Linked DNA regions of Homo sapiens: region 2 is linked to region 1. Evidence: chromatin loops called from intact Hi-C (ENCODE). Cell type or tissue: heart left ventricle. All regions are shown on one strand.

Region 1 (8,000 bases):
TAGCCCTCACAGGTGTTTCCTTTGTCTTGGCATCTGCTTCTCAAAAAAACCCAAGTTGACAGAAATAATATATGATCTCTCAAAGATAGAGTACCTCTACTAAAACATAGGGGCTAGCCGGGCAAGGTGGCTCACGCCTGTAATCTCAACACTTTGGGAGGCCAAGGCGGGTGGATCACGAGGTCAGGAGATTGAGACTATCCTGGTAACATGGTGAAACCCTGTCTCTACTAAAAATACAAAAAATTAGCCGGGAGTAGTGGCACGCACCTGTAGTCCCAGCTACTCAAGAGGCTGAGGCAGGAGAATTGTTTGAACCTGGGAGGTGGAGGTTGCAGCGAGCCACAGATAAATACATAAAAATAAAACATAAGGGCTTGGCCGGGTGCAGTGGCTAACGCCTGTAGTCCCAACACTTTGGGAGACTGAGGTGGGCAGATTGCTTGAGCCCAAGAGTTCAAGACCAGCCTGGGCAACATGGCAAAACCCCGTCTCTACAAAAAATACAAAAATTAGCTGTGCATGGTGGTGTGCACCTGTAGTCTCAGCTACTCAGGCTGAGGTGGGAGGATTGCTTGAGCCTGGGAAGTTGAGGCTGCAGTGAGCCAAGATTGTGCCACTGCACTCCAGCCTGGGTGACAGAGTGAGACCCTGTCTCAAAGAAAAGGGTGGGGCAGCGGGGTGGGCCAGGCTTGAGGGGGAAGGATGGGAATAACATACCAAAAAAAGTTTAACTGTTTTCCATGATCATAATTGGTAGTAGAAGCATTAGTATTGTTATTCTGAGATGGCTGTGTTTATAATGTGGGATAAAGCAAATGGTTAATTAGGGGATCTTCTTATTCTACCAATTTCTCTGCCCTTCAAACCTAGGGTTCTCATTATGGAAAAAAGAGATACAGATGTAATATATAAGAAGTTAAGCCAGGCATGGTGGCTCATGCCTGTAATCCCAACACTTTGGGAAGCCAGGCAGGAGGACTGCTTGAGCCCAGGAGTTCAAGACCAGCCTGGGCAATGTAGTGAGACCCTGTCTCCACAAAAAATTTAAAAATTAGTTGGTTGTGGTGGTGCACACCTGTAGTCCCAGCTACTCAGGAGGCTGAGGCAGGATCACTTGAGCCTGGGAAGTCAAGGCTGTGTGAGCCATGATCGTGCCACTGTGCTTCAGCCTGGCCAACAGAGTGAGACCCTATCTCCAAAAAAAAAAAAAAAAAGTAAAAGTATGTTATAGTTTGGTTTGATCCCTCCAAATCTCATAGTCAGTTTCGCCACGCTGACCAGGCTGGTCTTGAAGTCCTGACCTCAAGTGATCCATCCACCTCGTCCTCCCAAAGTGCTGAGAATACAGGTGTGAGCCACTGAGCCCAGCCTCCTTCGTCTCTCTCACCCCTCTCTTGCTATGTGATTCTGCACACCCTTCCTCTTCCACCATGTGTGGAAGCAGCTTGAGACCCTCACTAGATGCAGGTACCAGCATCATGCTTCCTGTAAAGCCTGCAGAACGATGAGCCAACTAAGCCTCTTTTCTTTAAGAATTACCCAGCCTCAGGTATTCCTTTGTAGCCGCATTAAATGGACAAAGGCACCCTATAATCCTGAATTGGAATCAGAAAGAACACTGTAAAATCATGGGGTACCATAGATGCATGTGTGTATACACACTCATGTATACATACATATTTATATATGCATTTAACATATATAATTCCAAGACCTTCACTATCTTTAAAAATACATATTTACTATATATGTTTCTAGATGTCTATATTAAATGTATAAAAATGTTATATTTAAATATAATCAAAGCTCTGTCTACTGAATAGGCCTAGAACCAATGATCTACCAGTAACAATGAGAATTTCTAGTGTCCAATTATGGTCTTGCAATACCATTTCCCACTTAAGGAAACCAGGGCTTTTTGGAGAAATGACTGATTCCAAGTCTAGGACAGAAAATGAATAAAGTGAGCCTAGAACATCTTGCAATACCAGAAAACAAAGCAGATATCAAAGACAACTAGAGTTGTGTCAGAACAACTCAGGAACCAACTTAAAGAGGCTCCCAAAGGCCAAAGGCAGGACAATAAAGATAATAATTGCAATGAGATGAAGCCTATCAAATACATCTAAACTCATGAGTTCATAATATTGTTTAAAAAATAGTCACCTTCTGAGGATAACAAAGAACCAGTTCATATCTTAAAAGTTGGGTAAATAAAAGGAAAGAATTAAGCACTTATCTGCCTTTCCCACACAAACTCTACTGGGAAATCAAACAGTAGATGAGAGACAATGTCTCCTTATAAAATTATTCCATCTAATAAATGAAGAGAAAATGATAGATTAGAATATCCCCATGCTGCAATCCCCAGTGAATTACTTGCTGGATGTAGGCATTGAGCATCAGTGGCTGCTAACATAACAAAAGTGAAAAACAGATGTTACGTGCTTCTTGCTAAATGAGCACACCACTACCTAGAGTCTTATCAAAGGGATCAACCTGAGGCAAATTGTCTAGATCTAGCTGCTGATCTGCAGGAAATGCTGAGGATAAAGGAGTATATTGAACTGCACCACGGGCATGAAATGAGCAAAAACCCAGGCTGTGAAAATCTACAGATCAAATGGCTTAAAATCTTCAACAATTTGTAAGAAAAGGAAAGGGATGGAGGGGACCCTTTAGATTAAAAGAGACTTAAAAGATGTATCAAGTTTTTTTAAAAGGACAGTAAGACTATAGCATGTAGGGATGCACATCTGGGTGACAAAACAATAAAGAAACTCAACGAAATTATTACTTATAAAAGTTAAGATGGAAGAAGGGAGGTGCTGGGACTGTGATGGGGAAGGGGGAACATGGAGGACCCTGGGGGGCTGGCAAAGTTCTATTCTTGACCTGAGTGGTGATTATAAGGGTGCTTGCTTTATAGTAATTCCCTGAGTTCCTTTGCTTGCTTGTTTATTTACCAGTCCCTGAAATCACAGCCTGGGAAGCCCTGAAGTAGAGCAGGTGCAGAAGCTGAGGCAGGCAGGGCTGCTTGCTGAGTGAACCAAACACACCTGATTTACCCAGGACCACTGGAGAGGCCTGGCTGGGCCCTACACGGAAGAACGCAGTTGACTCAAATGTCCTTGAAATCTTGAGCTACTAAACAGGTCTGTTCTCTTATATCACACATCATTCCAAAACAGATTTGCAGAAGATTACAAAACAAAACACAGTAGAAAGTGAGTAGGATCAGCTGTTACAAAGAGCAAGGAAATAGTTGGTCCCAGCACCTGCCTTAAGGTAAGCTCAGGCCTAGGCCCACAATATAAACACATACAGCTGAGTTCCATGCTGCCCTTCTTGCCCAGCCAAGAATCCCACTTCCTGCTCCAGAGGTACTGCCTACCTTCCTTCCCCTTTCCTCGGCCTTCTCCGAGAGAACTAAAGCTCTGTCCGTGGGCTCCAGGCAGACGGCTGCAGTGTGGCCTCTCACCCCCTCTGCAGGCAGGACGCTGCGCTGCAGCTCTCTGGGCCCTCTCCTCATCTCTTCAGAAGCATTTACCACCTGCCAGGCCCAGGGGATGGAGACAGGCAAGAGATCCCCCTTTTCCCTCTGGGAGCTCACGGTGCAAGGGCTGAGCCTGACACGAAAGCAGGCAATGACAATCCAGAGAGGAGATGCCAGCATCTAAGAAAATGAAGGAGCACAAGGATGGAATGATTAACTGCCTAGGGAGATTGGGGACACTTCACAGCAGGTGACTGCTAAAGTAAACCCTGTACAACAAACACAAAGTGGGTGAAGGGGAGGCATTCCAGGCAAAGGGAAAATGCATGCAAACCAGGAAAGCATAAAAGAGGGCACTGATTGGTCTGAGGTGCCTGACTTGATCACGTTACACTTCTTCTGGAGCTTCCTGCCAAAGCAGCCTGAAGAATAAAAATGAACGAAGCTGGACCTCTCATAAAGGTCTCCCACCTGCCATCCCCAGGAAAGCAAACCTTTCTTTCAAGAGCTTCCCCCGACCCCCAGCTTCCCACACCTGGTCTCCCTTACCCTCTCAAGAAAGGGCCCATCCTGTCTCAGTCAAGTGACAACCTCTGCACCCCTGGCCGGGTCTTTTCCCTCCTGTGTCTCAGTCTCCTCCTCTGTGGAGTGGGGAAAGAACCCTGTCTGCATCCATGTGAATCAGCCACATAACAGCTAGGAAGGCTCCTAGCACTGCGGGCAGAAGGACCCAGGAGACCCCAGGCCCTCAGGGGCATCCTGGGCAGGCCACAACCCCGAGCCTGCTGGTAAAGAGAGGTGATGCCACAAGACCATCCTCACAGATGGACCCAACTGCACCCGCAGCCACCCACTGCTCATAAACCTCCATAAAAATCAGTGATCCATGCAGTTTTTGTTTCAGGTGTTTTATTAAGTGGGCCATACTGTAGCTGGTTTCTAAGTTGCAAAACATAAATTTAATAATAATAACATAGCCAGTTAGATTGTGACAAGCTTTTCCTTTCCTTAAAAAAAGAAAATACTTAAAAACACACAATGGCGGGTTAAATAAATAAAACATTTTAAAAAAGAAAAAAGAAAAGAAAAACCTGTTAAAACATGCTTATGTTTACTTCTGTGAAACTGTGCCAACAGGAAATGTGGTATTTGGCACGATGACACATCCCGGCATGTCTCCTTCCCAAACAATACTGACAAAAAAGAAAATACGTGGGACTGACTCATCGGTGCTTGCTTAGAGGCACTACTAAAAATCCCTTTGATTGGAGCATGGGGCTTCCCGCGCAGCACACCTGTGTGTGGCCTATGAAAGCCAAATATCCATAATAATGTTAATATAGAAAAACATTAGTTTAAAAATGATGTGGAAGGGCCTCATTAATGCGACGGGGCAAGGAAACATAACTGTCCCGCACGCAGTGCCACAGGCTCAGTCCAGGGAGGCCTCAGGCTTCCAGCATGTGGCCACGGCGAGGGAGGGCACCAGCTTCAAAATAAGCGGCACCAGCCTCGCTCCCTCTCCCTATCACTCTTTCACATGAAAGTGTGTAAAAAGCAAATCAGCAAATAAACTCTAAAATAGATTATTTATTCCAAAAATCCTCTAGTTTTCTTTTTACAGTGAGTGTACATTTTGTCTCCTACTCCTGCACAATCGCTTAAGTCCCTTTGGGAAAAAAGGTCAGAGCTGCAGGGTGAGTCTTTCTCAGTCCTGCTGCTGGCTGGTGCTGGGAGGTCAGATGTCGATGCCCTTGACAAGGGACGTCTCCAGCGTGATGTTGAACTCCTGCAATGTCTGCAGCACACGAATCAAGGAATTGACAAGTGTATGGTCTTTGATCAGTGCCACATCCTCATACATGTGTGCAGTGATGGGGCAGTCAGCCAGCAGGGCAATCCAGTGGTGTAGGAGGTGATCTCTGGCAGAGCGGGAGCAGTCCAGGCAGGTCAGAGGGGCAAAGGAAAAGGAAGAGAGAGCGTTAGTGCAAGGCCAAGGGGGAAACCATGAACTAAGTCTGAAGCTGGAGAAGCTGACAGCCCCCCACACCCCCCTTTCCCAAACAGGGACTGGCAAAGAGGTCTTTCAGCTCCAGGACACCAAACAAACCTGACCCAAATCAGCCCTGTCATGAGCCTCCAAGCCTCCTCCTCCCCTGCCTCCCTCGCCCTGCCTAGTCAGCCCCACCACTGGTGTCTCCCAGAGCTTCTCTCCTCCCACAGCTACCACCACCAGGAATAATAATAAGCACTAACCTCACATAACACTCAGCATGTGCTGGCACTGACATAAGAGATTTAATCTTCATGATAACCCTGTGATATGAGGTAGGTACTATTATTATCCCCACTTTATAGATGAAGAAAGTAGGGTAGATGGAAGTTAAGTAGCTTGTCCAAGATCACATGGCTAGTAAATGGATAACTTGAGATCTGAACCTAGTGAATGCGGTTCTGGAGTCTGTTTTTAACCACTATGCCAATTCTCTCCCTTTATGCAGCCTGAATAAACTGCCTTAAGTTTATTTGAGCTTCATGCTCTCTCACCTGACCTACAGGAATAGCCCCTAATAATCATGTCCACTCTAATGCATACCACCCATAATATCAGATTAATATTACTTCAGTCCCCTGATGAAACAACTTTGTACTAATATGAAAAGAATCTTTCTCTGTCCCAGCTCAGGGGCCCTACCCTCCTTTCAACTGTGTTTCCTATTACTGCCCTTGCCACGTTCTGTTATTTCCTTCCATTAAAGGCTCACTTAAATACCAACTCCTCCCTGAAGTCTTCTCTGATCTTTCTCCTCTACCTTTTCAGCATATTGTATGAATGTACACTTCATTTTTGGACCCTCAAAACCTTCTTCCATGCTCTGTATTTAATTAGGACAAGTAAGCTTCTAAATGTTGGCCAGGCATGGTGGCTCACGCCTGTAATTTCAGCACTTTGGGAGGCCAAGGAAGGCAGATCACCTGAGGTCAGGAGTTCAAGACCAGCCTGACCAACATGGAGAAACCCCGTCTCTACTAACAATACAAAACTAGCCAGGCGTGATGGCGCATGCCTGTAATCCCAGCTACTCGGGAGGCTGAGGCAGGAGACTCACTTGAACCCAGGAGGCGGAGGTTGTGGTGAGCCGAGATCACACCATTGCACTCCAGCCTGGGCAACAAGAGCGAAACTCCATCTCAAAATAAATAAATAAATAAATAAATAAATGGTAAGGGGCCACGTTTTATTCAGCTGTCTTCCTACCAACTTCCATAAGGCCATTTAAATGTCTAATGAAGGAATAACTAGATATACTCTGCTTCAAACTTCCCCAGTGGTGTGATTTTGATCTTTCCTTTCAAAATGGGGCCCCTCTGCCCCGAGTTACATACACGTTGTCATCCCTACCCCGACAGATCACCACACACATAAGTCACGTGTTGCTTAATGACAGGGATACAGTCTGAGAAATGTGTCATTAGACAGTTTCGTCACCATGCGAACTTTATAGGGTTCTCATACAAACCTAGATGGTAGAGCCTACTATATGTCTAGCCTGTTGCTCCTAAGCTACAAATCGGTACAGCCCTGTCACCAGCCCCCAGGCCTGCTCTTCTACACTTCTCCTGGAGCTTCCTGCCACAGCAGCCTGAAGAATAAAAATGAAGGAATACTGTGCTGAATACCGTAGGCAACTAAAACACAATGGTAAGTATTTGGGTACCTAAACATCTCAACCTATAAAAGGTACAGTAAAAACAGAGTATAATCTTATAGGACCATCATCCCATAAACAGTCCGTCACTGACAAATGTTGTTACGCAGCACATTTTATGCAGTGTGTGACCATACACGATACACAGAGGAAATTCAGGGCTTCTAGGAAACCTTCTAAGGCCTCATCTCCCTAAGGGCACCTGATGAGCCATTCCTCACCCCTGCACTGCACCAGGCCTCCAACACCACCACCAAGGCTAACCGCTGTGCACTCTGGGCCCTGGGTCTGCAGTACCTGGCTCCCAAGCACACCAGCATCTGAAACTTGCCATCCTTGCCGATGTTCCGGGGAGTATTGTTGATTGCAGTGACAAATCGGCAGAAGTTCCGGGCTCTTGTATGCCAGTTTTCCTCAGGGACTACTTCATTCTTCTCTAATGTCTCATAATAGGTTTGTGCTTTTTCTGTGAAGAGTAGAAAAGCTTGCCAGTGAAAAGGCTCTCAACACCAACCCTGACGGTCCTACAGGCCACTTGCCATGGGCCTCTCCAAGTCCACACAGGTAACTTAATGAGAATAGCACAAGTGTTCTGATGTCACTGGTCATGTTTCAAAATGATCCTTAGCTTCCCTATCCTTATTTTTTAAATTTATGTATGTGGCCCTTGATATAAAGATGTTCTTTTCCCTAGTCTGAAGACACAAAAAATTCTGAGGATGGTTTCTTGCATGAAAATTCTCCATATGGGTGCAACACAGGGCTTGGGGCTCCAATACGCTCAACTGGAC
Region 2 (8,000 bases), 910 kb before region 1:
AGTTTCACCGTCCCCTTGGACCCATGGCTCACACAAACACCCACTGCAGCCAGCTCCACTGGCCTTTGCCTCTCTTCTCGCACATACAGGGTGCAGCTCCTTCACAGAAACTGGATGCCCCCAAAGTTGAGAACTTCTGCCCCAAGATCCTCGGCCCTAGCAATCCCTTTTCAGAAACTGGGCCAATGACCACAAAACCACAACTTGGAGAGGTAGCCTCCTGCAAGCCCCCAGGAGTGCCCAGCCATCCTTTCACTTTCAAGTAGAGGAGTAGGCCTGGGGAGGGTGAGGTGCGAATCCAGCCTAGCCCAGCCCAGCCCAGCCCATTCCCTGCCCAGGAGCAGGCAGGGCTTGAGGCAATAGTCTGACTCCCTCTGCCCTGGGCTGTGGGCTGTGGGCTGTGGGCTGTGGGCTGTGGGCTGTGGGCTGTGGCTAGGGTGAAAATAGCCCCTGGGAAGGAGGAGGGAGTGGCCTGATAGTGAAGGAGCCTGTCCATGCAACTTTTTCTGTCTAGGTTGGGGATTCAAGAAGCCTCTGTTTTTAATATTGCCCAGCGAGAAGGTATCTTTACAGTTCCAGGCTTTGTGCTTGGCACTGTGGCTGCAGCCAAGACCAAGACAGCATCCCTGCTGCCTTGAGTAAATCTAGCTCGGCGGGGGAGGTGGAAAACGCCCTGGTGTCTGCCTGTCTGCTGCAGTTCTGGCTGGAGCTGAGTGATGGGGCTTGACCACCTCCACCTCTCCTGCCTGTCTCTGCCTACACACTTGTCTACTTGTGTGTCCATCCTTCCTGCCTGCAGCACATGTCTGTCTGACCGTATGTCCATTGACTTGTCCATCTATGACTTTCTTAAGTCATCACAAATGGCCTTGTGTCCCCCAGAGGGAACTGGCCTGTCCCAGGTCTCCGCATAGCATTCCGTCCTCACAATGATGTGCTTTGTTTTCCTGGCTTTCCCCGCAACATGGCTTCTGCTTTCCATCCCCACAGCAAGCTCCCCAAGGGCAGGGACGGTGTCTGATCTATGATTCATCCTCACATCTGATTTGCTCCAGGACACCCCCGGTTGCAGCATGGGATTGAGACACAGAGTCTATTGAGGTTTGCTGACTGAATAAATGGATGCCTCCAGACTGCATGGGCTGAGTCGAAAGGAAACAGGATTTTTCTTGCTCACTCAGAAGAGCAGAAAGCTGGGCCCCAGCTGCTGGGCAGAGACAACAAGTGCTGTCTGTCACCCTAAAAGGGAAGAGAGGTTTCAGCATGGTGCTCCCATGGCAGAGGACACAAGATTTGTGGTCCTACTGGGGAAAAGGTCAGAGCTGGGTCCCCATCTGTGCAGTCAGTCTGGGGTCTCAACAGAGGGGATGGAACACAGGGTAGGGAAGGCTTCATCTTGCCCCTCTTCTTAGGGACCTACTCAGGGCCAGAGTGTGTGCTCTCCCAGAGGGAAGATACCCCAGGTCTCACCTCTGGCTGGGGCTGGAGGCTCTGAGTTGTCTCCTTCCTCCCAGCTTCTTCCCCTAAAGCCAGCCTTTTGCTCCCCTGCCCAGCAACAGCACATGCTGGAGGCCCCTACCCTGCTCTGTGCCCTGCCCTTGAGAGGCAGAGGGGAGGGGCCCCAGGTCTGTGTCAGTCATGTGAACAACGCAGAGTAACCTCCCGGAAACATTCATAAGTTTAATCCACGCCAGTAATAAAATCGCATTACATTTCTCATAAAATAAATGTTCCCATTTATATACAGAAGACAGACTGTACAGGCCCGGCCTGGCCCCAGGAGGGGTCACACACAGACGGGCGGTGGTGGAGGAGGAAGGGCCATCCCTCCCATCGAGGACGGAGAAGTTCTAATGTGGCAGGAGAGCGGCTGGCCAGCCTGCACTGGTAGAGTGGCTGGCTGGCCGGCCAGGCAGGTGGGCAGGCGGGCAGATGGACAGACGGGCCTGGAGGCCAGGCGCCGGGCGTTACTGAACTTGGGATTCAAAGGTGCCATTGAGCTGCCCTTCCTCATAGTCCATCTGACACAAGATCATGTTGTTCTTCAGGAAGAATTTGTCTCCCACACAAAATCTAGAAAATCCAAGCGAGAGAGAGAAGCCATGGGAAGGTCCCAGTGGGTAAGGGGGGGGCTGCAGACAGAAGCCGGCCTGGCCTATGAGGTGAGCTATGTGGGAGGTGGTGGGGGGAGTTTGTTCCTTGAACCTTCCAGAGGGAACTGCCAAAAGTCCCCACAGCACACCTGGGCAATTCCCCCAGGCCAGCCCCAACCTTGGCCAGGCCCTGTAGCCTGAGGTGGTAGGACAGACAGACAGTTGGGCCACAGGCTTCCATAGTCAGGTCTCCTGTGTTGGTGAGTGTAGGGTTAGGGGGGTTGGTGGAGAGGTGCAGGAACAGCCTACCCCAGTCCCAGAGAGGGAGAAAGGGAAAGCACAAACAGAAAAAGACCAAGTGGGGAGACAGATGGAGAAAGGCAGAGATGGGGCCGGGTGTGGTGGCTCACACCTGTAATCCCAACACTTTGGGAGGCTGAGGTGGGTGGATCACGAAGTCAGGAGTTTAAGACCAGCCTGGCCAAGGTGGTGAAACCCCATCTCTACTAAAAATACAAAAAAATTTAGCTGGTGGGCATCTGTAATCCCATCTACTCGGGAGGCTGAGGCAGAGGATTGCTTGAACCCAGGAGGCGGAAGTTGCAGTGAGCCGAGATCACGCCACCACACTCCAACCTGGGCGACAGAGTAAGACTCCATCTCAAAAAAAAAAAAAAAAAAAAAAAAAAAAGGCAGAGATGGGTAAGGAAGGAGGGATAAAATGGTTGTTTTTTCCATCCGTCTATCCCTCTCCCCAATTTAAGAGGATGGCTCAGTACAGGGCATTCTTCCTCTAAACAAAATTGATAAGTTACCTAGAGCATCCTTCTAGGAGGTAACCCCGTTCCACTATCTCCTCTCCTACCGAAGGAAGGCCCTTCATTGGTCTCCTAGTCCTCCCCAAGTAAGGGAAGATTCCGGTCCTTTCCCTAAAGATGTCCCCAGGGTGGGTGAAGCCTTTAGTGAGACCCCAAGATCGCTGGCCTAGTTCCAGCAGATCCCAGTTCAACCACCAGGTGGCGCTGTAAGTTCACTGAGCCCTCCTAACAGCAGGTCCGGCCAGAGCCCCCAGCCAGACCAGCGTTCCCTGTAGGTCCCTCTGAACCTCACTTCAGGGAGCACTTGTATGCGTTCCTACCTGACCTGGGGGCTCCTGAGAAGAGCGCCTGCCTTCTGGTGCTAGGCCCCAGCCAGGGCTGAAGGGCTCTGGCTCCTTAGGTCCCCAGGGACTCCCACAGGGCTAGGGCACAGAGTTGGGGCCAAGAGACCAGAAAATAGGCTGGGCTGGAACCAGAATCACAAGGGCTGGGTGAGGAGAGAGTGGCCACTCCCTGAGGGGACTTTGCCCTCCAGATTTGGGAACCCCTTCTCACTGGAACATACATGCACACACATGCACATACTATACACTGGGTACGGGGGTGGGAGGATACGTTATCCCATGCACATGCACGTTTCAAACACGTATACAGGCTGGGCGCGGTGGCTCACACCTGTAATCCCAGCAATCTGGGAGGCTGAGGTGGGCAGATAACCTGAGATCAGGAGTTCAAGACCAGCCTGGCCAACATGGTGAAACCCCGTCTCTACTAAAAATATAAAAATAAAAATAAAAATAAAAATTAGCCAGGCGTGGTGGCACACGCCTGTAGTCCCAGCTACTTGGGAGGTTGAGGCAGGAGAATCACTTGAACCCGGGAGGCAGAGGTTGCCGTGAGCCAAGATTGTGAGATCACACCACTGCACCCCAGCCTGGGCAACAGAGTGAGACTATCTCAAAAAATAAAATATGTATACACACATGCATACTCACCTCATCATGCATGCACGTTGCACATACACATACACCCCCAGACATTTAAAAACACATGTACAAATGCATATTAATTCCATCATGCACATGTGCCCACTTGTACATTTCCAAATACACATGCATGCACATGCACACTCAACTATGCATACACAGTAAACTCATGCACGCCTTCATTATATTCACACAGAAATGTGCCACACAGATGTGCACACCCAATATTAAAGTGCACACATTTGGCTACCGAGCTTACACACACATAAAACACATAAAGCACATGCACGCTCATAACCTGCACGCACCACCACATACACACACGCAACCCGCATTTGCGTGCACGCCTCCGCCGTGCTCCTGGCCCATCCCAGCAGGCCTCAGGCTGGCGTCTGGGGAGTGTGTTGGGTCGGCCAGTCCAGCACTGACCTCTGGTTGCAGAGCTGGCAGGCGAAGCAGTCGAGGTGATACACGTTGTCCCGGGCCCGCATCACCATCTCGAAGGCTGGGATCAGCTTGCTGCAAGCAGCACAGTTCCCTGTGGTGCCAAAGAGCCTGCCGAGGGAAGGGCGCAGAGGACTCAGCAGCATTCTGGGAAGCTGGGTGGGCAGGGGGAAAGGAGTTGCCTCCATCCAGGGTCCTTCCCATACTCCAACTTGTGGGCTCAGCAGGTGGGCTCAGGCAATAGGATAAGAGCACTGAGGGCAGCATCTAGATTCTGCCCAGAGATCAGGCTGCCAATAAATCAGCACATCCCCTTCCAGGGAGGGTGTGTAGGGGGTCAGGAGTTGGCTGCCACTGCCCATCCCAAGGCCCCCTCCCAGGCTCCCACAAGGGTCCTCAAGCCCTGGAGCCACCAAGAGAATCCTAGGCTGGGCCCTGAGCAAGCCTGAATTTCAGGGGCAGACTGAATCTTGGGTTGTGTGCCCTCAGGCAAGTCAGTGAGTCTCTCTGAGCCTCATTTACCTCATCTGTAAAACAAAGCCTGAAACACACCCTTTATGGGGTAGTTGTGAAACCTGTTGTAAATTCTCAGTCACAACTCACTAAGCAACCACCTAGGTAGTGTTCACTATGTGTCAGCCACTAATCTAAGAGCTTTACAAAGATAAACGCTTAATCCTCACAACAAACCTAGGAGGTGGTACTATTATTATTCCCCATTTTAAAGATTTAAAATATGAGTCACAGAGAAACAACTTGGACAGTCACAGGGCCTTGGTCCAGAAGGCGTGCTCTAAACCACTGCATGACATGCTTTTCCCACCTTTAACATTACAGTGTTTATTATTTGATTTTTAAAAATAGAGATGGGGTCTCACTATATTGGCCAGGCTGCTCTCGAACTCCTGGCCTCAACTGATCCTCCTGCCTTGGCCTCCCAAAGTGCTGGGACTACAGGTGTGAGCCACTGTGCCTTGCCAAAATTAAAGTGTTTTATTAAATCTTTTTTCCATGACAAACTCACTGTGTTACTTGCCTAAGTCCCTTTTTTTCTTTCTCTGAACCTCAGTTTATCCTTCTGTAAAATAGGGATGGATGATCCTATTCAAAGATGCTGTAAAACAGAACTGATGCCCAAAGGAAGCGCCAAGGACATCTGGCACAAATGCCTCTTTGAGGCAGGCACCCCTCCTCTTAGCTGCTGGCTGTAAAGCTCTAGGGACAGGGAGTTTACTCCCTCCCCATGCAGGCCAGCCCTTGGCTGGATGTCCCAATGGTCTGAGCCATCCCGGCTCCTCCTTGCTTCTTTCCTGCACACAGACAGAGCAAGCCCCAAGTGAGGCAAGGAGGCTGAGAAGAGGGTGGGGGGCCCCTTTAATCCCCGATTTGTCCAGCTCAAACTCAGGCGCCTGCAGATGAGCTTGGCTCCATTATTCATCAGCTTGAGCTGCCTGGTGGCTCAGATTAAGGCAGACAAAGGCTAGGCCACAGCATCTGCCTGCCAAGAGGGGCTTTTCTTGCCATCGGCCCAGGAACAGTTGCTGCAGAGGGCGCAGGCTCTGGACAGCCATTCTCCAGGCCTGAGCAGCTCAAGGAAGCCACGCTCGCATCCCAGCCCACTGGTCTAGCTGGTCCTACAGTCACTCCTTGCCTCTGCCAGAGCAAAAAAAAAAAAAAAAATTACCTTCCATCCCTAGTAGCTGGCAGGGCCCTATATGCTTGAGGGTGCTTTTTCCTGATAAGCCCATCCTACACTGTGGGCCTCTCTCTCCAAGTCCTGTGAACCCATCAGATGGTCTGCCACATCGTCCTAACCTGGTAGAGTCAGCCCCCAGGTGATGCCCTAAACCTCCAGACATGGAGGCCCCTTCTAGGTCCTCAAGGGGTGAATCCCCAGGAACATTCTTTTCTTTTTTGAGACAGGGTCTTGCTCTGGCACCCAAGCTGGAGTACAGTGGCGCAATCACAGCTCACTGCAGCCTCAAACATCTGGGCTCAAGCAATCCTTCCACTTCAGCCTCCTGAGTAGTTGGGACTACAGGCATGCAGCCACTACACCTGGCTAATTTTTTTTTTTTTTAGAAACGGGGTTTCACCATGTTGCCCAGGGTTGGTCTCGAACTCCTGAGCTGGAGTGACGTGCCTGCCTCGGCCTCCCAAAGTGCTGGAGTTACAGGCATAAGCCACCGCGCCTAGCCTGAACATTCTTCCTTAACCCCTGCTTCTGGTCTCAGCCTCTCCCCTCCAGCCCTGGCAAGGAGCACTAAGTCACAGCTTCTGTTTTACTGCATCACTTTTAAATGCAGGTGTTAAAAGGGGCAGGCAGGTCAGTCAAAGGATCTTTGGGGAATTGAGGGAGCTTCCACTGATAACCTCCCCCTTGCAACATGCCCAGACCTGGGCAGAGGGAGCCCCATGAAGCCCTTGCCCCGACCTGTTAATTAATGCGATGAGCCCTCCTTCCCCACAAGCCCGGCAACCATCCAGCAGCCTGCGACAGAGCCAAATGCAGGTGCTGGGTCTCAGCCAAGGCCCTGCTTTGTGGCCTCCTTCCAGCCTTGCTGATGTCATAAATGGCCTCAGGGAGGGTTAATTGGGGGAGGTGGCCCCAGGGAATAGGATCCAAATTGTAGGGAGGGTGAGTTAGAGCTCAGAGGAATGCAAGGCAGGGAAGCATCATTCTTTCACCCTTCACGGGGAAGTAAACTGAGGCTGGGAGAAGATTAGGAGCCAAAGGCTCACAGCTAGTTCCAACCCAGGTCTTGAAGCTCCAGCATCAGTGGCCCTGCTCCTAGGATATGGCTGCCTGCCAGTTTCCCTGGGCAAATGGATGCCTGCTCCCAAGGACCATCTAGAAAGGAAAGTTGGACACTGGGAGATGGAAAGAGACTGCATTAGGGAGGAGGGTCCTGGGGAAGTCAAAGCTTCCACACCTGTTCTCAAAGCCCCTCTGAGGTATCCCCTCCCAGATTCCAGATCAGGTGGGTCAGAAGCACCTGGCCAAGGCAGGGGGGCGGAGCCAGACTGGGGCCCTCGGAAAGCTTAACTTAGGGGCCCCAGGTTACAAATGCCTGCCCTGGACTTGTGCTGGGTACCGAGTCCAAGGGCATAACGACCTGGGCCTTCCCCTCAGGTGACTTCTCAGGTATCTGGGGCAAGCAGGGCAGGGGCAGGACAGTCAAGAATGAGAGGACACACAGGGTACTGGGTCTAGGGCCGGGGGCACAGTCACGCTGGGGCTGAGGATGGGGAGCTTTCTGAGCAGGACAAGGGCTTGGGAGGCCAGGGTTTGGCAGCCCACCTCAGGTAGTCGCGTCGGCACAGGATGAGGTTGGCCTTGGTGTAGAGGGTGGAGCCCACCTCGCCCAGGCGGCAGTCACAGCAGGCACACTTGAGGCAGTCTTCGTGCCAGTACTTGTCCAATGCCTTCAGCAGATAGCGGTCCTTGATCTTGCGGTTACAGCCCGCACAGCCCTTCTGCTTCCCTTTGGGCTGGACGGAGAGCATCGGCACGCCTGCAGACGGACAGACAGACAGCAACGCAGGATGGGCCCCGTAGCTCTGGGCCTCAAGGAATATCCCCCAAGAATGGGGAGCTCACTGCTTCTCTCTGCTGCCCCCTCTAGGTTTGGGGCTCCCAGGAGCCCTCGCTTTCTCCC

Evidence for each region. Peaks named below come from ENCODE experiments on the same cell type or tissue, not always from the same donor. Only the 100,000 strongest peaks of a DNase experiment are listed, where the experiment ranks them.
Region 2: it touches region 1 in a loop (4-fold over the local background); 6 of 110 quality-filtered maps call a loop at or near these places.

What each region holds. Positions count from the first base shown.
Region 1 is chr11:9,134,434-9,142,433 of GRCh38, forward strand. It overlaps DENND5A (DENN domain containing 5A), which reads right to left. Exons shown (of 23, transcript NM_015213.4): 22 at 7,507-7,675; 23 at 4,392-5,421. The coding sequence ends at 5,238. Among named protein-coding and RNA genes, the nearest start is that of SCUBE2, 47 kb to the left of the region's middle. RefSeq lists enhancers at 3,586-3,775, 4,589-4,883. In heart left ventricle, CTCF peaks have their summits at 3,489 and 3,711; a DNase peak (open chromatin) is centred at 3,498; H3K27ac peaks cover 180 bases.
Region 2 is chr11:8,222,649-8,230,648 of GRCh38, forward strand. LMO1 (LIM domain only 1) reads right to left here. Exons shown (of 4, transcript NM_002315.3): 2 at 7,643-7,856; 3 at 4,327-4,452; 4 at 1,661-2,073. The coding sequence ends at 1,968. LOC105376536 (a long non-coding RNA gene) reads left to right here and starts at 7,233. Exons shown (of 4, transcript XR_007062582.1): 1 at 7,233-7,322. RefSeq lists enhancers at 1-331, 4,500-5,160. In heart left ventricle, CTCF peaks have their summits at 3,108 (motif pointing right) and 3,311; DNase peaks (open chromatin) are centred at 3,133, 6,823 and 7,693.